Linked DNA regions of Homo sapiens: regions 1, 3 and 4 are each linked to region 2. A link is a contact called in ENCODE Hi-C data. All regions are on one chromosome and are shown on one strand. The core of a region is the stretch at or near the end of the contact, and the rest is flanking DNA. Distances in the headings are between cores, read along the strand shown.

What was found. Hi-C counts contacts between places; a loop is a spot of excess contacts on that map. Pooled maps may share reads with other maps.
Region 1: a pooled map shows a loop between it and region 2 (5-fold over the local background). The contact joins the promoter of AMZ2 here to the enhancer-like site in region 2. A Hi-C loop is called at or near these places in 3 of 37 single-sample maps with no recorded cell type and 4 of 50 pooled maps.
Region 3: a map with no recorded cell type shows a loop between it and region 2 (7-fold over the local background). The contact joins the promoter of ARSG here to the enhancer-like site in region 2. A Hi-C loop is called at or near these places in 5 of 37 single-sample maps with no recorded cell type and 3 of 50 pooled maps.
Region 4: a pooled map shows a loop between it and region 2 (7-fold over the local background). The contact joins the promoter of WIPI1 here to the enhancer-like site in region 2. A Hi-C loop is called at or near these places in 3 of 37 single-sample maps with no recorded cell type and 4 of 50 pooled maps.

The regions. Positions count from the first base shown.
Region 1 is chr17:68,244,611-68,250,434 of GRCh38, forward strand. It overlaps AMZ2 (archaelysin family metallopeptidase 2), which reads left to right and starts at 3,433. Exons shown (of 7, transcript NM_016627.5): 1 at 3,433-4,095; 2 at 5,578-5,824. The coding sequence starts at 5,578. RefSeq lists enhancers at 1,953-2,499, 2,500-3,045 and silencers at 3,260-3,559, 4,869-4,918.
Region 2 is chr17:69,113,711-69,118,944 of GRCh38, forward strand. ABCA6 (ATP binding cassette subfamily A member 6) reads right to left here. Exons shown (of 39, transcript NM_080284.3): 11 at 4,188-4,246; 12 at 1,666-1,776; 13 at 1,052-1,227; 14 at 1-27. Among named protein-coding and RNA genes, the nearest start is that of MIR4524A, 17 kb to the left of the region's middle. RefSeq lists an enhancer at 4,353-4,542. Within about 2 kb of position 2,286, at least 6 of the 41 ENCODE cell types and tissues checked have a DNase peak (open chromatin) inside an H3K27ac peak, as active enhancers do.
Region 3 is chr17:68,289,714-68,295,222 of GRCh38, forward strand. It overlaps ARSG (arylsulfatase G), which reads left to right and starts at 1,782. Exons shown (of 12, transcript NM_001267727.2): 1 at 1,782-1,855. It overlaps SLC16A6 (solute carrier family 16 member 6), which reads right to left and starts at 1,414. Exons shown (of 6, transcript NM_004694.5): 1 at 1,373-1,414. RefSeq lists silencers at 1,550-2,239, 1,606-1,780 and an enhancer at 2,640-2,869.
Region 4 is chr17:68,454,269-68,459,545 of GRCh38, forward strand. It overlaps WIPI1 (WD repeat domain, phosphoinositide interacting 1), which reads right to left and starts at 3,228. Exons shown (of 13, transcript NM_017983.7): 1 at 3,074-3,228. The coding sequence starts at 3,153. It also overlaps a transcript of PRKAR1A not described here. RefSeq lists silencers at 2,968-3,647, 3,384-3,670.

The DNA of each region.
Region 1 (5,824 bases), core at 2,183-4,682, 870 kb before region 2:
GGAAAACAATGTATATTTTCATATAGAGACAGAGATAAAGACACAAAAAGGATGAGAATGATAAAGAAATGAGGTAAAATGTTAAGTACTGGGGAATCTGGGTGAAGAGAATGCAGGGATTCTTTATACTACTTTTGCCACTTTTCTTTTAGCTAGAAATTATTTCAAAACAAACAGCTTGGCCAAATTAGCAGGTAAGAAAAAATTATTAGTGTTTTTTATTTTATTTCATTCATGTGTTCAGTAAAGTTGAACACATGGATGTTAATGGACCATTCGGGTTATATGGTTCATATTTTTTGCTCATTTTTATGTCATGGTGTTTATCTTTTCTGTGCTGATTTGTAAAAGCTATTTTAAAACCCTTCATCTGCCATATATGTTACATTTCTTTCCTGCTTTCTGCCACCTTCCAATTTGTTACCAACTTTCTTCTCCAACCTTGGGCCACTGGCATATACACTCATTTTAAATATCAGAACTTGTAGTGCTCTTTGAAATGCAGACAGACTATGGTTCATTCTGCAACTGCATATTAGTTAACAGGCAAAAATACCTTAGTAAGAGAAAGTGTCTTTTCCTTCTAATGTAAAAAAAAAAAAAAACCTAACCCCCCCGAAGCACTAAGGTGTTTATTTGTTTATTTTTTTGAACAGGGTCTCACTCTGTTGCCCAGGCTGAAGTGCTGTGAATCACAGCTGACTGCAGCCTCGATCTCCTAGGCTCAACCCATCCTCCCACCTCTGCCTCCCAAGTAGCTGAGACTACAGGCATGTGTCACTACACCTGGCTTTTTTTTTTTCTTTTTTCTTTTTTTTTAGAGATGGGGTCTCCCTATGTTGACCAGGCTGGTCTGGAAGTCCTAGGCTCAAGTGATTCTCCTTTCTCCTGTCTCAGCCTCCCAAAGTGCTGGGATCATAGGCATGAGACACCATGCCTGGTCAGTTATTTAAGAAAATAAATATTAGACCATGCAGAAATAATGCTATCCTAAAATTTGTGAGCAAGTACAAAGTTCATGATTTAGAAATTTAAACAGTTTAAACGCAAAATGAAGTTCTTTTTAATGAATACCAAAAAACTGACTGAAAATCTAGTGAATACCTTTTATGCTTCAGACACCTCGTATAGAGAGTCTTTACCCTCAAGCATCTCGCAGTTGAGTAAGGGTGACATGTAAGAAATAGGTTACAATCATTGTGACAAGGACAACTGCAGTATTATTATGTACACACAAGGCAATGAACAGGCAGAAGTAAAGTTTTGTCATGAGGCAGGATGAGGCTATAGAAGAGGTGACAACTAAGCTAAAGAAGCCACTCAGGATGTCAGAAGACAGCTGTTCAGTCAAAAACAGGCACAGTATCCAAAGGAACTCATTTGATCCCTAAAATTCTGTTAAGATGTGCTGTAGGTGGGGCGCGGTGGCTCACGCCTGTAATCCCTGCACTTTGGGAGGCCGAAGTAGGTGGATCACCTGAGGTCAGGAGTTCAAGACCAGCCTGGCCAACATGGTGAAACCCCGTCTCTACTAAAAATACAAAAATTGGCTAACATGACGAAACCCTGTCTCTACTAAAAATACAAAAAAAAAAAAAAAAAAAAAAATTAGCCGGGCGTGGTGGTGTGTGCCTGTAGTCCCAGCTACTCTGTAGACTGAGGCACGAGAATCGCTTGAACCCAGGAAGCATAAGTTGCAGTGAGCCGAGATCGCACCACTGCACTCCAGTCTGGATGACAGAGCGAGACTTCGTGTCAAGTAATAATAATAAAAAAAGATGTGCTGTAATTGTCTCCGTTTTACAAAAGAGGTCAAGTAGTTGACACAGGTCCCACGCTAGTGAGGGTTTTGGGATTCAAGCACAGACCACCTTCGCCCCTATGCTACACCACCTCAGGCTGTCGGGAGATAGGCGCCCAGTCAAAAGGCACATGGAAGAAAGCCCACGACTTCTCAAGCATTGAAGCAGGAGTGGCGCATCGGTATTCTCAACTTCAAACTTTGAGAACAGTCATGGTAGGAATGCATTTTATTCAAGAATGGGTTCAGGTGAGGGTGGATATGGGCACTGGGTTCAAAGGACAAATTTGGAGAATTCATGATCCAGGAGAGTGAACAAATAAGGAAGGGCTAAAGAGATCCTCGAAGTTGAAAGGTTCAGAGTTAATGTCCTCTAAGGAGAGCCAACAAGGGGTTACAAATGCTGAAGTCATCAAGAAAATGTGCCTGTCTTTCCTTGAGACTGGGAAGGAGAATTAGGATGACGAAAATCCAGAGGATGGTAAAATAGCTTGACTTCAAAATAACAGGCCGGGCGCCGTGGCTCACGCCTGTAATTCCAGCACTGTGGGAGACCGGGGTGCGGGGGGGTGGATCACCTGAGCGCAGGAGTTCGAGACCAGCCTGGGTAACAGGGTGAAAACCCGTATTAAAAAAAAAAAAGCCGGGCGCGGTGGCCCACGCCTGTAATCCCAGCACTTTGGGAGGCCAAGGCGGGCGGATCACTTGAGGTCAGGAGTTCGAGACCAGCCTGGCCAACATGGTGAAACCCCATCTCTACTAAAAATAACAAAAATTAGCCGGACGTGATAGCGGGCACCTGTAGTTCCAGCTACTGGGGAGGCTGAGGCGGGAAAATCGCTTGAACCCAGGAGGCAAAGGTTGCACTGAGCCCAGACTGTCCCACTGCACTCCAGCCTGGGCAACAGAGCAAGACTCCGTCTCCAAAAAAAAAAAAAAAAAAAAAAAAGCAAGAAAAAGAAAGAGAATGGCGAGGCCCAGAGAGACCGAAAGTCCCACCAGAGGGTACAGAGCTAGCTCAGCCCTAATGCCGGCCCCGCGGTGCCTTTCCGAGCTCACGGCCTCCCCTCAGCATCCGGGTTTCGGCCTCGGAGCGCCAGGGACGCCACGAGGACGCGCCCCACACTTGCGCTTCTGGGTTCCAGCCCCCGCGGCCCCCAACAAATAAAGAAGGGAAAGTGCTGAGGGTGACGGCCCCGGGGAGCGCTGCGGCTCTACGTCAACCTGCGGCGGCCGCCGACTCATTTGGGGCCACGCTGGTTGCATTCGTCACGCCGGCGATGCCTCTCAAACCCGCGGCCTGCCGAGGACGTTCCCACACGGGAGACCCCAGCGACGCGGGCGCATCTGTGGCTCTCGAGAACCGGGCCGCGGAGCCGCCGCGAGCGCAAGCGAGGAATCGGCGACTGCGGGGGTGGACAGCTGGGGCTTGTAGTCCCCTCGCTACCCTCTATTCTGGAAGAGGCGGGTCGCGGCCGCTGAACTCCAGCTCTGCGCCTGCCCAGGCGGCCGCACGCTCAGGGGCGTGGCATGGGTGGGTCGTGAGTTGGGCGGGGCCCACAGGGCGTGCGCGACGCAGCGGCGCGGCGCGTGGCGTAAGGGGCGTGGCGCCAGTGGGCGTGGCGTGGCGCAGTGCGAAGGGACGCGGTGCGCATGCGCGTGAGGGCTGCCGCGGGTGGGTGGTATCGAGGCCTGTCGGGTCAGGGCGGTTCGCGGGTGCTGTCAGAGCTGGGCCGGGGCCCCTAGGCAGGGTAGCCGGGTCGTAGAGGCGGGGGCCGGTCGCGGTCGGTGGAGCGGGATGAGGATGTAGGAGGGGCGGACGTGGCGGAAGCCGCGGGGTCCGCGGGGTCGGTGCCTCTAGGGAGCCAGGGAGGCCTTTCCCGAGGCTCCTGGGGAAGAAGAGGCGAAGCGAGAGTCCCTGGGGAACCCCCACTCCACTCCCAGCTGGAGACTGGGTTGTGTCTGCATGGACCAGAGCCCACAGTGCGAGTTGCTATAGGCAACCAGCCAGGGTGGCCAGCTCCTTCCCGTTTGCCCGTGATGTTCTGGTTTTGGGACCAAAGCATCCTAGGCCTCCAGCCCACTGCAGTGACCGAATTCTGCGCCCCCTGCCCATCTTCTCCCGCAGCTTCCCTAGATTAGGCTTGGGAGGCAAGAGGAGGCCTCCTGACCTTTCACACTGCCTTTTTAATATTAAGATGAAGTCACACTCCACAACTTTCTTCCAGCCAGGCCCAGACATGTCCGTCCTTGTAAGTTAAAAGCTTCCATGGGAGCCTTCCTTCCTAATCAAGGTAGGTAGACTACAGGAAGGTACATCTTGTTTTATATTTTGTCCTGTAGAAGTCAGATTTCAGCCCAGTTGTGTAGGAGTGAGGATGAGCCTATGCTTATATCAGAGCTTTGAGTACAGAGACATTTGGTCTGGAATTTTAGTCAGCCTCTTCAACCCCAGAATTTATAGGTTCAATCAGAACAGACATTAGCTTAAGTTTTCCCATCAATCGTCTATCATTAAACTGGCAAAATCTAAATAATTAGAAAATATGACAAAGATGATCCAGACAGAGATGTTCAACTTTTTCCTTAATTCAAAAAGCCTCGTGGTGGAACATCGGACCCATTCAAGAGGAAGGATGAAAGCTCTATATAGGAACACGATGTGAATGGAAGAAACCTGTCATTGTGAGGCTGGCTTTTGATTAGTCATCTGATGTCTTCCCTAATGTGACATGACTTTGAGGCCATAAACTTCAGTGGCTAAGCTGTAGTTTCTCAGCCTGCAGTTAAATTGCAGAAATGATAGGGCTTACATTAGTTTTGTTTTTATTTGATGTTGAAGATCTTTGAGTCACATTAGAAACGATGAGTATTTTTCATGTGGCACTGATGAGTTAATTCATATTATTATTTTTTGAGACAGAGTCTCTATTGCCCAGGCTGGACTGCAGTGGCACGATCACGGCCCACTGCAGCCTCGACCTCCTGGGCTCAGATGATCCTCCCATCTTAGCCTGCCAAGTAGCTGGGACTACAAGTGCACATCACCACATCCGGCTAATTTTTTTGTAGATATGGGGTTTTGCCATGATGTCGAAGCTGATTTCAGACTCCTAGGCTCAAGTAATCCTTCTGCCTTGGCCTCCCAAAGTGCTGGGATTATAAGCGTGAGCCACTGTGCCAGGCCAATATTATTCCCCAAAAGAAGGAAGTTGGGTGTGAGGTCCTGCTCCTGTGGTCACCGTGAGGTTTTTTTTTTTTGTTTTGGACTCTTGCCCAGGCTGGAGTGCAGTGGCACAGTCATGGCTCACTGCAGCCTCAAGCTCCTGGGCTCAAGTGATTCTCCTGTCTCAGCCTCCCTGGTAGCTAGGACCACAGATGTGCACAACTATGCCCAGGGAATTTTTAAATTTTTTGTAGAGACAGGGTCTCACCATGTTGCCTGAGCTGTTCTCAAACTCCTGGCCTCAAGCAATCCTCCTATCCCAAAGTGCTGAAATTACAGGCATGAGCCACCACACCTGGCCACCACTAGTTTTTGTAATGGGAGCAGGTTCCATATGAGATGGAGGAATGGATTTCATGATTGTCTTTTTAATTTCTTAGATCTCCAAGAAATTGGACATGAGGAAACCACTCTAAGTGTGACCACTCTAAAGCATTAGCAATCAGTCATTTCACTCTAGGGAGAAATCAGAGCTGAAATATAGAGGATAGGTAAAGTCCCCAATGTAGATATGTATTTTTATATTTGATTACTTGCTTTTTTTTGTTAGATGCAAATAATACGGCACTCCGAACAGACACTAAAAACAGCTCTCATCTCAAAGAACCCAGTGCTTGTATCACAGTATGAGAAATTAAATGCTGGGGAACAACGTTTAATGAATGAAGCCTTCCAGCCAGCCAGTGATCTCTTTGGACCCATTACCTTGCATTCTCCATCAGATTGGATCACCTCCCACCCTGAGGCTCCCCAAGACTTTGAACAGTTCTTCAGTGATCCTTACAGAAAGACACCCT
Region 2 (5,234 bases), core at 1,036-3,535:
GTCCAATTCCAATAATATTCGTTGTACCTATATGAGAAAATACGCAACTTTTAAAATCCAAAATGAAGAAGACATTTATGCAGCCAAAAGACACATGAAAAAATGCTCATCATCACTGGCCATCAGAGAAATGCAAATCAAAACCACAATGAGATATCACCTCACACCAGTTAGTATGGCGATCATTAAAAAGTCAGGAAACAACAGGTGCTGGAGAGGATGTGGAGAAATAGGAACATTTTTACACTGTTGGTGGGACTGTAAACTAGTTCAACCATTGTGCAAGTCAGTGTGGCAACTCCTCAGGGATCTAGAACTAGAAATACCATTTGACCCAGCCATCCCATTACTGGGTATATACCCAAAGGATTATAAATCATGCTGCTATAAAGACACATGCACACGTATGTTTATTGTGGCACTATTCACAATAGCAACACTTGAAAACAACCCAAATGTCCAACAATGATAGACTGGATTAAGAAAATGTGGCACATATATACCATGGAATACTATGCAGCCCATAAAAAATGATGAGTTCATGTCCTTTGTAGGGACATGGATGAAGCTGGAAACCATCATTCTCAGCAAACTATCGCAAGGACAAAAAACCAAACACCGCATGTTCTCACTCATAGGTGGGAATTGAACAATGAGAACACATGGACACAGGAAGGGGAACATCACACATGGGGGCCTGTTGTGGGGTGGGGGGAGGGGAGAGGGATAGCATTAGGAGATATACCTAATGTTAAATGACGAGTTACTGGGTGCAGCACACCAACATGGCACATGTATACATATGTAACTAACCTGCACGTTGTGCACATGTACCCTAACTTAAAGTATAATAAAAAATAAAAATAAAATCCAAAATGATTCATATTATGCAATTTTAACCACTCATTAAAGCAGTCGATATTTGTTATGGGACCTCTTTGCCTAAATTTTATTCATAACAGGGCAAATAAATCATTGAAGAGAATTCTGTGGTCATGATTTAATTTGGTAAGTGGTTGGCAGGTCAGTTAATCCAAGCATGCCCTCCTACCTCTTGTTCCACTTCCTTTAGATGAATCCCTTTTATTTTAGCAAACAGGCTGAGGTTTTCCTTCACGGTGAGTATGTCAAATTGAACATTGAATTGAGGACAGACGCCAGTTATCTTTCTGATTTCCTCCAAGTCTTGCATTTCAGAGAGATTTTTATTATAGATGGTAACTGATCCTAAGAATAGAAGTTAAAAATAAAATTGGCAAGATAATACATTCTATTAATATTCATAGATCTCATTTAAGAAAATATTGGCATATGTTCACAAATGTCTAAAATGATTTGTGAACTACTATTCTTGACATAAATATATGCTTATAGAACTGCATATATGTGAACACAATTTGTGAACTACTAATTATTCTTGTTACAAACATATGCTTATAGAACTGCACATCTACCCTGAAATATCACACAATGGAATAAAGATAATAATTTTTATAAAATTGCAGAAATATGAAGTATATTCAAAATTATGTAGCTCTTGGAAACAACTTTAGATAAACATTATTTCTCTTAAGCCATCAAATTTAAAATTTAAAATGAGAGGCATATGCTTGACCTCATTCTATTATAAGACATCTTGCCTTTGAGAAATTTCTTTTTACTCACCTTCTGTTGGAACAGACAATCCATTAAGAATATTTAGCAGTGAAGATTTGCCAGCTCCACTGTGACCCAGGATTGCCGTGATTTGACCTTCATATATGTCAAAGAGCAAGCCTATTTTTAGAACAAATTGTTAACAAATTATTAACAGTATAAACAGAAAGGCATTAGACAGGCCTGGTCCCAACATAGAACAAGGCTATTTAGTTTAGTGGCATATTTCTCAGCATTTCAATACTTTAAAATACACAATGATCAATATTTTCCTAATTGCCAAAATAATATGTGACAGAACTATAATAATTAAAATAATATGTTACTGGTGCAGGATATAGTGACCAATGGAACAGAACAGAAGTCTAATATGGACCAAAGAAAATATAAAAATAAAGATTAATAAAATGACCTTTCAAATGTATTAGAAAGATGGTTTATTTAATAAATAATATTGGGACAACTAAACAAATACATTAACAAATTTTATGTTTGTAATTTTTTTTTTTTGTTACAGGATCTCATTCTGCCACCTAGACTGGAGTGCAGTGGAGCAATCACAGCTCACTGCAGCCTCAATCTCCCACGCTTAAGCAATTCTCCCACGTCAGCTCCCTGTAGCTGAGACTATTGGCCCACGCCACCACACTTGGCTAATTTTTGTATTTTTAGTAGAGACAGGGTTTTGCCATGTTGCCCAGGCTGGTTTCAAACTCCTGAGTTTAAGCAATACACCCACTTCGGGATTTACAGATGTGAGCCACCATGCCTGGCCTGTAATTTTTAAATGCAAAGTATACGGTGTTTTCCAGGGTAAGAGGGAAGTGATACTGGCTGTTGGGACTGACCCACAGTAACTGGAAAAATTAAATAGAAGCCTCAGTTTCGTCATCTGCAAAGTGAGAGATATATTAACATGTCTTTCACAGGCCTAAATGTAAAATGGTACATGTAAATCACTTAGCATAGTTTCCCGCACACACCAAATCCTCAATGAAATCTAAGTGTTTATTGCTATTGTTGTCGTTGTCATTATTATTCATTATGTATTGCTTGTGGGAGTATGACTTTTTATGATTTTAGAGGGAAATAATTTGAAATATGAATCAAGAATCTTGAAAGTATGCTTCCTTTGAATAATTCTGCTTCTAGAAATTTATATTCAAGAAACAATTTATGACATTTACAAAGATTGAACAAGGCTGTTCATTCTAGTATTTTTTATTACACTAAAAATTGGAAACAAATTGAATCTCATACATTGGTGTGTTAATAAGTTAGTCGTGGTATCCATATAATGGAATGGTACTTAGCTTCTGAAAAGTAGGCCATAGATAAAAGATTTCAAAAGTGTGTCCCAAAGGTGTTGCAGATGTGCTCCAGAAACTAACTCCATGAGGAAGGAAGAGGAGGCTAAGGGATTGCAACTTCTTCCCTGATTTCCCAAAGAGCAGCTATACTTGGTTTGAATTCATAATCATATTTTTAATGTGTTGATGTCCAATGCTTTTAATTTTTTAAGGTGCTGCTATTTTTAAAATGAACAAAATTCTTAAAGAAGTTTTTTGTTTAGACAAAAAGAAGTTCATGACTTGATGAGTACAAAGGTAGTTCAAAATGTGCTCCAAAACTTTAAGTAATCAATTTAAAATTATTTCAGTATCTCCTGAGCTAACATTAAAGAAAGAAATCACAGCTCTAGATGGTATTTGATGAGAGAAACCTAGAGAGAGAATAAAATTGCTCATACAAATACATTAAATTCTCAAAGACCTAATCTAAAAGCAATGAATAAGACTGAATTAGAGGATGCTGTATTTATTAGAAAATACACGCAATATAAACACAATGGTCGGAGAACTCTACACTTCTGGAAGGTTCATGGCTCTTCTTTTTCAGCTTTTAAGGCTTCTGTCTTTTATAAAAATCATTTTTATCCCTCCTAAAAATTATTTTTAATAAAAGTAAATAGTCCTCCATGAAATCTAGCTACTCACTTTGATGTTTGCTTAAATGTCTGTTATAGAAAACTGTATGTTAGAATATTTTGTATCAAAATGTGTTTTTTCATTTCAAATTATAACTTAGGTTTGTTATAGGATATTGACTTGTGAAATTTAATTCATAGTCAATGGTTTTACTCATCTTGCTTTAGTTAACCTCACCAGTACATATAAACTATGTAAATTCACCGGCTAGTATAAAACCTTTATCAGATTTCAGTCTAGATGTTCTTTCCTCACAGTGACAATATATAAAATATTGTTCATAGCAGATTAATCTTTAAAAACAAAGAGAAATTACATCTTTCATTGTATGATACCACTGTTATAAATTAATAGATTCATGAAATATCTGGAAGAATTTTACAGCATATTCTTAATCATGATTAATGTCCAAGTGATAGCGTTATTTATATTCTTTTTTCTTTTGCTTATCTACATATTTCAAATTTTTTCACATTGAATGTTTCCCTTTTTTATAATAAAGAAAGAAGTGAAAGAATGAAATTTTTCAATGTTTTTCTTTACCTTTCAATGCTTCCACTTTTCCAGATTTTCCTTTATATTCCTTCTTAACATTTCTGATTCTGAAATAACAAAAAGGGTGCTTACTTAGCCAACACAGAAGTGAAAATAGCACGGGCCATTTATAGCCCTAGTCATAGTGATAACTGCAGCCAACCACTTTATGTGAAATAAGGGATGGCATAAACAGTCTATTCAGAAAGAAAAAACCCTATTTTTGATTACTTATTTCCCCTGAGGTAGAAAATAGAGGAGTCTCTCTCAAGTTACAATTAAACTACTAGTATTTTGCCTAGAAAAGTAGAATGCTGTGTAATTATCCTCACTTTCTTCCTCTAGCTTTAGAACAGTTGGTTCTTCCCCCTGTTCAAGATCAGCTCATTTACCTAGGGTCTTGAACTGGCATCCTGCATCGTCTCCAAGTCTTGCTTATTAGTTTATGAGTCAGACACTCTGTCACCTGCATCTTTTATAGTGTTCTCTCTAATAGTTCCTCTTTGAACTCACCTCTACTTTGGACACAATTTAATTTCTCTCCTCCCTGTATTGTACAAAATTCTCAAAATAAACTTGCCATTGTAAACTTGCCATTTTCACTTCCTGACCTTTAATTCCTCTTCAATTGCACTCTGATTTCTGAACTCACCACTCCAGTGAACCACTTCATAATGAAATCATTAGTGACCTCCTAATTATAAAATACAACAAATACTTTTCCATTCTTACAGTGGATTATGAGTCACTGTTGATGACTTTCTCTTTGTTAATGGTGACTTAATTGCTTTGCTTCTTATTTTTCTAAATGTTCCTTCTCTGTTTCCTAATAAAGTCCTCTTCCTTCATCAGACACATCAGCTTGATATTCCACAGGGTTCTCCATGTATATGATGGATCTTCTCATTTGAGACTCTCTCCAGAAGTTTTCTCGTTGGATTTTTTGTTTTAGCATCAACCTAATGCTGACCCCACCCTTTTCATTGATCTTTAGATTCACACATCTAATGGTTTGCTGCATAGATAGTCTCTCTCTCTGTCTCTCTCACACACACA
Region 3 (5,509 bases), core at 532-3,031, 820 kb before region 2:
CCATTTTACAAGACTATGGTGTTGAAACCTGAGCCCCTAATTTAAGTGTCCTCCTCAGGAGTTCCACTGAGGAAAGTCCTTTTTCGGAAACCACAGAAGGAAAACTCAGGGTTAGTGGTACTCATTACACTGGAAGGAGCTTTTCCACTTGGCTGCATTGTTTATTTACACACTGTAAGTTCCTATTTTGGACACTCTTCCCTTAATTATGAGAAGAGGGGTTTCTATTATATCATCTGGCCGGATGTATTGTTGACCCCAAAAATGCCACATAACGGTGCTTGGGACATGGGGAGATGCATGGTTTAGAGATTTCAGCATAAGCACTTGGCATCTTTTTTACAAGCAAGACACCTATCTTACCATGATTTGCAAAAACAATCAGATCACTGAGAAATCTCATTCCCGGGGTAGAAACCATCTCCTGCGAGAAGGAGCTGGCACGGAGTGTCTAACCGTGCAAACAAAACCGGCTTCCAGGTTGACAAGTTGTAATTGCTCTTCCCCAGTTGGCTCCGGGGAGCTTTTTCTAAGACTGACGCCCCCCATGTTTGGTGACATTTTATATACGCCACCTAACAAACTTCTATGACCTGTCTTGCTAGGGTGGGGGGAATAAAAAGAAAAGACGACAACAACCTAGAAGGAAATAACCCATTTCCTCTGCAAAACCATCTTCCCTTGCTACGGAACTGCTTGGCGACACCAGCGCTTTCCTGCGGTTGGCAGCCCGGGAACCTTGAAGTTGCGCGGGACCGGCCGTCAGCCGCTGACAGTTCTGACAGTCCAGGTGGAGGACCCGCGCTCTGCCGGGAAATCCCCGGCTTCCCGCTGGGGACAAACGGTGGCCGCCGCAGGGAGTGCTGTGTTTGGGGGTCGGGGGAGGCAGGGAGCCCCACTTTCCCTCGCGCTGCCTCAGTGCCCGGCCTGCGTGCGCGCGCCAGCCTGGGGTAGGAAGGTACCTCTGACATTTCGCTCCTGCGACGCGCAGGCAACTTCATGCGGAAAATCCGCGGAGGGGCTGAGCCTGGAGCCCCCGACTCTTCCGACGTCCCGGAGCCCCCAACCCGGGGCAGGGGGCACTCAAAGGCCAGGCGTGCCTTTAGGTATCTTCCGGGACCCAACTGTACCAGGGTCACGGACATTCAACTCTCAGCTACCCACACCGGCGCGAGCGCGTCATCCCGGTGGCCCTGGGCATTCCTAACTGTCAGAGCGAATATTTTTGGGAATAACCTCTCCAAAATGTGAAGATGTTCAGTGGTCTCCTCCGCCTCCCATCACAAAAAAAGGCCCCAACACATATTTTTTAAAAAACAACCCACATCCCACAATCAAACTTTTAAACATGTAAAATAATAAACCAACTCACCAAGTTAGAAGGGAAGAGAATAAACCCCCAAAGGCTCCCAATAAGGCGGAGGCTTGGCCTCCCCCTCCTTATAAGCCGCTCGGTAACATGAGAAAAGGATTAACCCCTTAGGGGGCGGGCCCGACTCTAGCGCAAGTTGGCTCGGGCTGGTGAGGCCCGAGCGCCCGGGCCCTCCACCCACTCCCGCGACTCGGGCACCCGAGCCACACCCTCCCCCCGCCCCCCACCCCGGCCGCCTGCGACCCGGGCCGTGCGTGCTGCCGCCCGCGCCCCGGCCCCGCGTCGCTGCCTAGCTCTTATCCTATACCGGCTGCAGCCGGTCTCCGCCGGCCTCGGGGGCGCGCCGCCGCCGACCATGTGCTGCGAGCGCTGAGCGCAGCCAAGGAGGGGGCCTGCCTGGCGCGCGCGCGCCGTCCCACGTGGACCTGAGCCGCGCCGGTCGCGCGCCCGCCAGCCTGCCGCCTGGGCTGGGGGTCACGAAAGGTAACCGCGTCGCGGTCCGGGGCCGGGCCGCCCCCGCCAGCGCCGCCGGGGTCCTTGGCACAACGCCCCGATCTCCCAACCCGGGTGCGCCTCTGCGCGCGTGACCCGCCCAGACCCCGGAGCTTTGCTGCAACGCTAGTAGGAGCGCGAGCGTGCAGGGTGTTGGGGGTGCCTGCATCCTGTCTCGGAGCACCTCGGCCAGGCGCGAGCGCGCGGGTCCCCGTCCCCACCCCCGGGCGCCTTCCCGGCGCGCCCACCGCCCAGTCCCGCCCGCGCCCTGAGGATTTAGGGATTTAGCGGCGAGGGGGAACACGCGCGCGCCGGGGCTGATCCCGCGCGGCGCTCGCGGCTGCGGCGGCTTCGCGCCCGCCCCGGGCAGAACAGGTTCCTTCCAGTTTGGGTGTGAGCTGCGCGCGCGGCGCCTGAGTTCCTCCTGCAGCGCCCACTTCCCCCAGTTTCGTCAACTCGCGCACCCCCACAGTTCCCCTTCCGGCAGTGGGGAGGGAGTGTCGCAGTGGGCCCCAGGGAGCGAGCGGCCGGGCCGCTGCGGGTGCCTTGCTTCCCCCACTTTGCTGCACCGGCAGCAGCGGCAGCAACAGCATCCGCGTTGCGCGAAAGGAATGTGAGCAGCCGGGCTGAGTCAGCATCCCCGGCCCGGGGCGCGCGCGCACCCTCCAGGCAGTGGCGGCGTCGGCACAGGTGCATGGCTCCCATACCCGCGGGGAGCCCTCTGTAAGGGACCTGGAGGTTTAGACAGTCCGTGCCCCTCATCCCGTAGTCCCCGACCCCAAGGTCACCGTGAACTAAGCGGATGATGCACGCGAAATCTCAGGAGCTCCTCATGGGGACAAAGCATGTGTCAGATCCTAGACATTTCAGAGCCTGCGGGGGCGCAAACTTAGCTTCTTGGTCTCTACCTCACATCCCGAGGGCAAATTTGGAAACTGCTCGGAAGCAAAGGCCATGTTATTTGCATTCGTATGCAGACTTTGGCGCCGGCTGCTGCCTTCATTGGGGTTCGGAGAATGTGGTTCTGATGTCAGAAACTCAAGAGAGCCTAGTTTGGGAGTGCATGCACGGAGGGTCGCCACCGGGAGGAGTCGGCGATCTGAATTTTAATAAAAATCCTTCCTTGCTCGCTGAGTTCTCTCACCATTTTGGGATAGGCTCTCCTGAGTTAAATGCCATCCTTTGCCGTTGACAAGTTCTGGTTGTGTAAGTGGGGAGAAGATTCGTTGGTACAGGGTGCCTTGTATGGCCAGTAGTGTACAGCCAAGGGGCCGCTGAGCAGCTTTGCAACCTTGTAGGCGTAATTTAACCTCGTAGAGCGTTAATTTCTCCAGATCTGTAAAATGGGGATGGAGGTGGTATTCCCAGAATTGGAGGGTTTAATTTATGGTACTTGTAAAGTGCGGATCGCAGTGACTGGCATTTGGTAAGGCCTCAGTACCCATTAGCTCTTGCTGCTGTTACGATTTATGCTTTACCAAGGCCAATTAATTGCTGACTCCAACACACTCCCTGTGAGAGAGAGCCCTTTTTTGAGTTGTTCTTCAAAGGATCCATATATAATGATATTTAGAAACTGATTTGAACACTTCATGCTAATGCAGGGCTGCCTGTAAGATAATCTTTGATATTTAGGATCTTACACTTTAATACTTAGGACCTGTTACTGTACTCTATATGGAAATATCATGTGCAATATGACAGCATATTCTGTATGTCTTAGGAACCTAAAGGTGCAGCCAGCCATTTATACCTGAGTGACTCGAAGCAAGTCACATAAAATCTCTGTACTTCAGTCTCTTGATTTAAAAAATGACTCAAATTATACCTAAATCCTCAGGAGTGAATGAATGATTGGAAAAATCACATCTGAATGTTTGAGCAAGTGAAACCTGGCTTTTGGGGAGCATGATTCTAATAATAATAATAATAATAATAATAGATTTTTGTTACTAATGTGTTACTATTCTTATATTTTATTAATATTAATCTTTTTTAAATGTTTGCTTTGTCCTCAACACTGCATTAAGTGCCATACATGTAATGCAATGTTAACCGCATCAGTAACCTTCTGTAGTTGACACTCATTATTCCCATTTTACAGATGAGGAAAGTGGAGGCACTGAGCACTGGAGGGATTGACCTAAGGTTACACCATGTTTATAGATACACACTAGCACTTTTTACCACTAGAGCTCATCCAAAGATGACATTTGCCATCTGTGTTTGAATAATGGAGAGGTAGCTGGAAACCCAACCTACGCACAGCCTTGCTAGTCACAAAAAAGTCACGCAACATGACTTTTGCCCACCCTAGTTAGAGGCTGGCTTCACCTTGTTCCCTCAATCCTAGTGAGACCAAGCGTGAAAACCCCTGCTTTTTTAACTTCTCCAGAGAAAGCACTGCATTGCCATGCTAATCAACGCCCCCTTGCCCCCAAACAAAACTAACTCTGTTTAGTTCTAAATAAGAACAAAAGAACCTTTGGAGTCTGGAGTACAGGACCAGAAAAATCAGGAAATCAAGTGAAGGGCTCAGCTCCCCTCTTAGCCTCTCCTGTTGTGTCTGCCTGATCCCAAGTGGCAGGCAGAGCCCCCTCTCGGCTTTCCTTTACAGTGGGCAAGACCATCATGATGCCCTTAAGAAGACCCCCAACATCTTCTTGGGGAAAAAGTTGGCTCTTCAGAGCTGTCCCCAAGGCTCCCTCTTTTAGCCCTCTTGCATAGGGTCATTTGCATGAGAACAGATTCCTTTGTGTAAAGTTGGCCTGCCTGTTCTCTGTCCACGTTTATAGTCCTTCAAGTCTTCGTGTTGGGTTGCTAGGCAGATATGACCCTGGCTTGCAAATAAGCTCACTGCATTTACCAGCCTGTGAGAACTTCAACTTGGGTAAGTAGACTGAAAGGAATCTGGTCTGGACCTCTGGGAAGAGGGTCCCGCAAGCCTGCTTTTGGGGGCTGACTCTTCAGGGCAGCCATCAAAGGGGGAGAATATGTGAAGGGGGCTTCCATGGGAGGCTTCGATGGCCCACCCACCCTTCCATTCTTCCTCTTCCAGTCTCTGTTCCACCCACCATGCTCCCACCCAGGGGCTTGTGTTCTGGGCAAGTGACTTGTATGCCACTGAAGCAATTTCTTGCTTTAAAACTTTAATATCTGCTTCTCCAATTGGCCAGGAACTTCACACACTCTGCCATCTAGCAACAGTGAACCGATGGTACAGGTAGTTCTGCTAGGTTTATTTTGTGATTTGGGTTCCTCCCCCGCAGCACCCCGCCAAATTTCACAGTTTGTAGGAAGGCAGGGCCCTTCAAACTGGGAAACACACACTTCTGGGAGAATTTAAAGATTTGCCAAGGGGTTCTGAGGCACAGATAGTGATGACGATGATAATAATAATACTACAGAGTTGTGTGCATGGCTTAGTACAGTTGCTAAGTTAACTGAATTAACACGTGCAAGGGGCTTAGCACTGGGATTGGCTCATGGTCAGGTTCCCTAACTCTTGGCTGCGACTCTTTCAACCTGTGAGTCCTGGGGGATTGAGGAGGATGGCGATCAGGGAAGCCTTCAACTGGCAGAGAGGACCTTGGGAGAACTGGCAAGGGGTGCTGAGCCAAGGGAGAGGTGAACAGCATGAGAAGA
Region 4 (5,277 bases), core at 1,978-4,477, 660 kb before region 2:
AGTGTGCTTCTCTGGAAGGCAAGGTGAAATTCACTCTTTACAGGGAAGCATATACTAAAATAAGCAACTTACTATTACAAGCCTGGATGGCCAAGGCTCTTGTTTCACTAGCCTAAAAAAGAGAAGGTCACATGATTTTCCCTGGAATTTTTTTTCCCTACCCAGACATTTGTTCTTCCCTGGGACACAGGGATAGGGCAACTACAGTAAACTTTTAATCCACAAGGTAGCTGGTGACGTCTCGCAGCCCTCCAACCTGCTAAGTAGCTAAACTGGTGGGTTAGACATTTGCAGCTGTGCACTTAGAACTGGCATTTAGTACCTAGACTGAGGTATTCATGATGACAAACAGCAACTGGAAAAGTAAGCCCAGAGCATCTTAAAACTTCAAAATGTATTTTGTAGTGTTATTGTTTTTAAACTTTCTTCACATAAACTTTTTCACATAAATATAGATGTGTTTGGCTGCGAAATGAGGTTTGTAAAGTTTGCAAGTAAGGAAAGAAATACTGTAACTAGAGTCTTATAACATTAATGCAAAGTGACAGCAATTTAAAGTAATTTTCAAACATAAGCCCTGCTCCTGGACCAGAAGAATTCTACATATGAGAAAATCACAGAGTGATGTTTTATGTGATGTTTTACGTGATTGATCAATGGCCACAAAAGACTCTGAATCAAGGAATTTAGACTTAGACCTTATTTCATCCATAAAGTCTTTCTGTAGAAACAAAATTCTAATCACCACTCATGGAAACAGAGCTTGGGACAAATATTTATCATTAATCAAATTTAAAATGTACCCAAAGTAGGCTGGGCATAGTGTGTCACATCTGTAATCCCAGCATTTTGGGAGGCTGAGGTGGGTGGATCACTTGAGGTCAGGAGTTCAAGACCAAGCTGGGCAATGTGGCAAAACCCCGTCTCTACTAAAAATACAAAAAATTAGCTGAGTGTGGTGGTACACGTTTGTAATCCTAGCTACTTGAGAGGCTGAGACAGGAGAATCGCTTGAACCCTGGGAGGCAGAGGCTGCACTGAGCCAAGACCACACCACTGCACTCCAGCCTGGGTGACAGAGCAAGACTGTCTCAAAAAAAAAAAAAAAAAAAGTACCCAAAGTGTATAGCACAAGTACCAATCACGAAGTATGAGCGTAGGGGACTGGTAAGGGTTTGCTGTTTTCACCTACCTTCTTTGGAAATACTGGATCCCAAATTCAGCCTACATTTATAGAAAAAGACATGGCAATACACCTAAATGTATTCAGTAAGGGGCTTGACTTATTTTAAAATCCAATGTCATACCCTCTGTGGCTCAAAGCAACTGACTGTGACAAGAACTTTTATTTATAGGCAAGGCAAAGCTGCCCAGCAGAGCTTCCATCCAAGAAAATAAAACTAACAGTAGGGAGTAAGGAAATTAACTTTCAAAGCACCCTACCGTTTTGAAAATAACATTCTTATTCAATTTCTGTAGAAAGCTGGGACTTTGCGTTATTTAATGGCTAGAGTATAAATTAACACCCTTTTTTGTCAAATCTAATGATGTTACAAAGCAGAATTTAGAACATTTACTACTTACAAGCAAACTAACCCCCTTTCTTAACTTGTGTTCAATTGGGAAGGAAAACATCACCCAGGCATTTCAACAGCCATGCCCTCTTGCAAAATGTTTCTTACAGAACATCAGGATTTTATCTATACCAGCATTTTTATAAACTGCAGGTCTCAACTCATGAGTGGATCCTAAAACGCAATTCAGTGAGTCACAAGCAGCTTAGAAAAAAAGGACACAGAAAATTGCACATGATATTTTGTGAATAGTGTATGTGTTATGGGTATTGGGTGATGTTGCAATACATATTTCGTATTGTGGATTGTGGTCAAGAAAAACTTGAAAGTCACTCAAATAACCAAGCTGTAGAGCTACTCGATTACATGATTACACATATGGGTTTTTCAAACAAAGGCATATTGTTCAGCACCGGGTGTTTTTAAACAGAAACATAAAGGGAATGGAAGCCAGGGTGGCTAATGGTACATAATGGCCTTAATTACACCACTGAAGGATCAATATTAGCGTAGCTCAGTCACCAGCAGCCAAGGCACAGAAACTGGTACAGCAGGAAGTGGGAAACTGGGAATCGGTCATCCCCGCCTGATGCTCAGGGTGCACATTCCAAAAAGATGATTCCATATGGTCCCCAGGGCTCGCTTCCATGAAAATAGGGAAAGAAACAGGCGTTTGCCTGTAAGTCACAGAATCCTGCAGATGCCTGAAACACACTTCAGCCCAGCTCCCTCTCAAAGCCCAAATGTGAACATCGAAGTAAAACATTAAAAATCCACTCAAAAACAACAGGGTGGAGCTCCTGTTTCCTGGAGAGAAAGCAGTCTGCGCCCGGGAAAAGAGTCTTGGACTCCGAGAAGGAGATCCTGCCTGGCTGGGTGGGCGATGTGAAAACAGCCAAAGAAATCCAAAGGTTTCTTCCATCCAGAGCGGGCAGGCACGATGCCCTGCGTCGGGGATGGGACAGGGGCTGGCCTGGCCGCAGGGATAGGCTGCCTCTTTGTCCGAGGCCCTGCCCAGATGCCACGTTGAGATGCTCAAGGACAAATGGGAAAGTTTTTCCTGTACTCTCATCTTCCTGGGCCCCAACTACAGAGTCCTGGGTCAACTTGCAACTTCCTCTCCTTTCTCATCTCTTTCTTTTGGCCACTGTCTCTCTTCCCCAGACACCCACTTTGGTCACTGGCTTTCCCACCGCCCTGCTCCCCCCATATTCCGTGGCCCCCGCAGCCCCACCACTCCCTTTGCGAACTCCCTGCTTTCACCCTTGGCCCAACCTTGTCGCTCTGGGAGGACACTGGGAGTGGGGTGGGGTGGGGGGTGCGGCAAACCCCACTGAAGGGGTACGGGGATAACAAGATCCCAATGCGTCCGAAGCAGACACCGGCCCTCCCGCCGAGGCCGCCTCGAGGCGGAAGCCACAAGCTGCTCTCAGGACGACACCCCTGGGTCCTGACACTCTGTCCCCCACCTCCCTGGCAGGGGCCGAGTCGCAGCTTACGTGCAGTCCTGGTTGAAAGAGAAGCAGCTGAGCGCCGACTCAACCCCGCCCGGGGGAGCGTCCGCGGCCTCGGCCTCCATCGGGGGCTCGGCCCGGGAAGCCGCAGCTCGGAGCCGGCGACAGCCACCTCAGCAGCCCGCCCGCGCCGGCTCCACGGGCCGGGTCGCCGGTCCTGCCCCGCCCCTACCCCGCCCCGTCCCCACCCCGCCCCTACCCCGCCCCGTCCCCACCCCGCCCCTACCCCGCCCCGTCCCCGCCGCGTCCCCGGCTTCGCCCCGCCCCTTCTCGCCCCTCCAGCTGGTCCCGAGGACCAGAGCACCTGATAGGGCGGGGCCCCTGCCTCCGGCCACCATTGGCCACGAGCCCAAGCCACGGCTGGCGGGCACCGCCCCCCTTGGCCAATCCGTGGCAGCTGTGGGCGGACCCGCCCGGCTGGCGACCCGCCCCTGGCTTCGTAACGCGGCTCTCCATTGGACAAAGGCGCGTGACGCAAAGGCAGCAGGCCCACGTGGCGGTGTTTTCATTGCCGGAGCCGCCCAGCTGGGAGGGAGAGGGAAGAAGGAATGCGGCTGGGGCCAGATCTGCTGGTTTCAGTCCGGCAACTGCGTCGGGGCCGCCGCAAGGGTGACAGGAGGACGCGCTAGTTCCCACCCCGCCCAGACCCCTTGCCATGTGTAACTCTGCCTATTAAACTTACAGAGTTTAGCAGAGAGCGTTAGACTCCAAAGCCCCACCCTTTTGTCGAGTCCTCAAGCCGCATTGAGAGAAGCTCCTGAAATGGGGCTGCCTCAGCCAGAGAGATAGCAAGTTATCTTATCCATTGCCGAGCGGTTGAGAACCCTCACTACTTGCCAAGCGCGCCGTACTATGTATGTCATCTTGAATTCTTATAAAACTTGTGTGGAAAATACGATTGTGCTCAATATACAGAAGAGGCAACTGAAGCTCCAAAGCTAAACAATTTGTCTAAAGTAACAGTAAATGGTAGAATGTCTGCATGTCTGCTTTCAAGACCTGTGCACTAAATAACTGCTAAACAGTAATTTGCAAAAACAACGTAGCACCTAGCATGCGAGATTCTAGGTTTTCTAACCAGGACAGAAATGACTGCAGCATTTGACGGAGCTGGAAGGTGGGGGGAAGCACCTTTGATCTGAAAAGTTACAAAAATGGCACAAAGTATCTAAACAAGACCTATCCGATCCGCAGCTGAAAAAAATGAAAGTGTGTGTAGGGCAGTGTAGTTTATGAAAGGGGTAACGTCTTGAAGATATAGCACAATTCAAAACTCACGTAATTCGAGATAAACCTTAACAAAGAATCTCTTTTTAAAAGCTGAGTACTGTACATGTTCCCATGCGGAATTACTGTCAATACGGTTTATGAAGCAGGAGCTCTGCCAGCTTTGGATTGTATAACTGCTGATGGATTTTTAATTCATTTTTTCAAATTTTGAGATGATATTTTAGTTATTGTTATATGACAGTCTCTCAAATCAGCATAATTCAAATTTATTAGGTTGGTGCAAAAGTAATTGCGGTTTTCCCCATTTCCCACTTTTAATACCCAGTTTATGACAAAGCTACTTTTATGTATGTGTATATATATATATATTTAACCTTGGACCTACAATAGATGAACAAAGGGCACTATTTCACCTAAACCTTTCTGGTTGGATTTCCGGTTTGTGTTTTCTGAGATGCAAATGTAACAGTTTCTTTTCTCAACTTTATTATTTTTTTCTCTCCACTGATGTAAAAAATAGTTCAGCTCATAGATTCACAGATGTTATTGCTCTTTGGCTGATTGTGAGGTGTTGTATAAACTATCAGAAGTGAATGGAACTGCTGTTTAGATACTTTGTGCCATTTTTGTAACCTTTCAGATCAAAGGTGCTTCCCCCCACCTTCCAGCTCTGTCAAATGCTGCAGTCATTTCTGTCCTGGTTAGAAAACCTAGAATCTGGCATGCTAGGTGCTACGTTGTTTGGAGAATTACATGAAGTGTACCATAAAGTTTTTAAAGTGTAAGCTGTTATTATCAGTTTGTTATTAAGAGTTTGGACTTTATGGGATAGACCTGGGAGCTGGTGTTAGTTTTTGAGCAGGAGTGTTTCATGATAAAAAAGCAGTGTCTTTGTCAGATAAACTTGGCCAGGGTGTGCAGAACAAATTAGAAGTGGGAAAAGATCTAGAAGTCTTTAG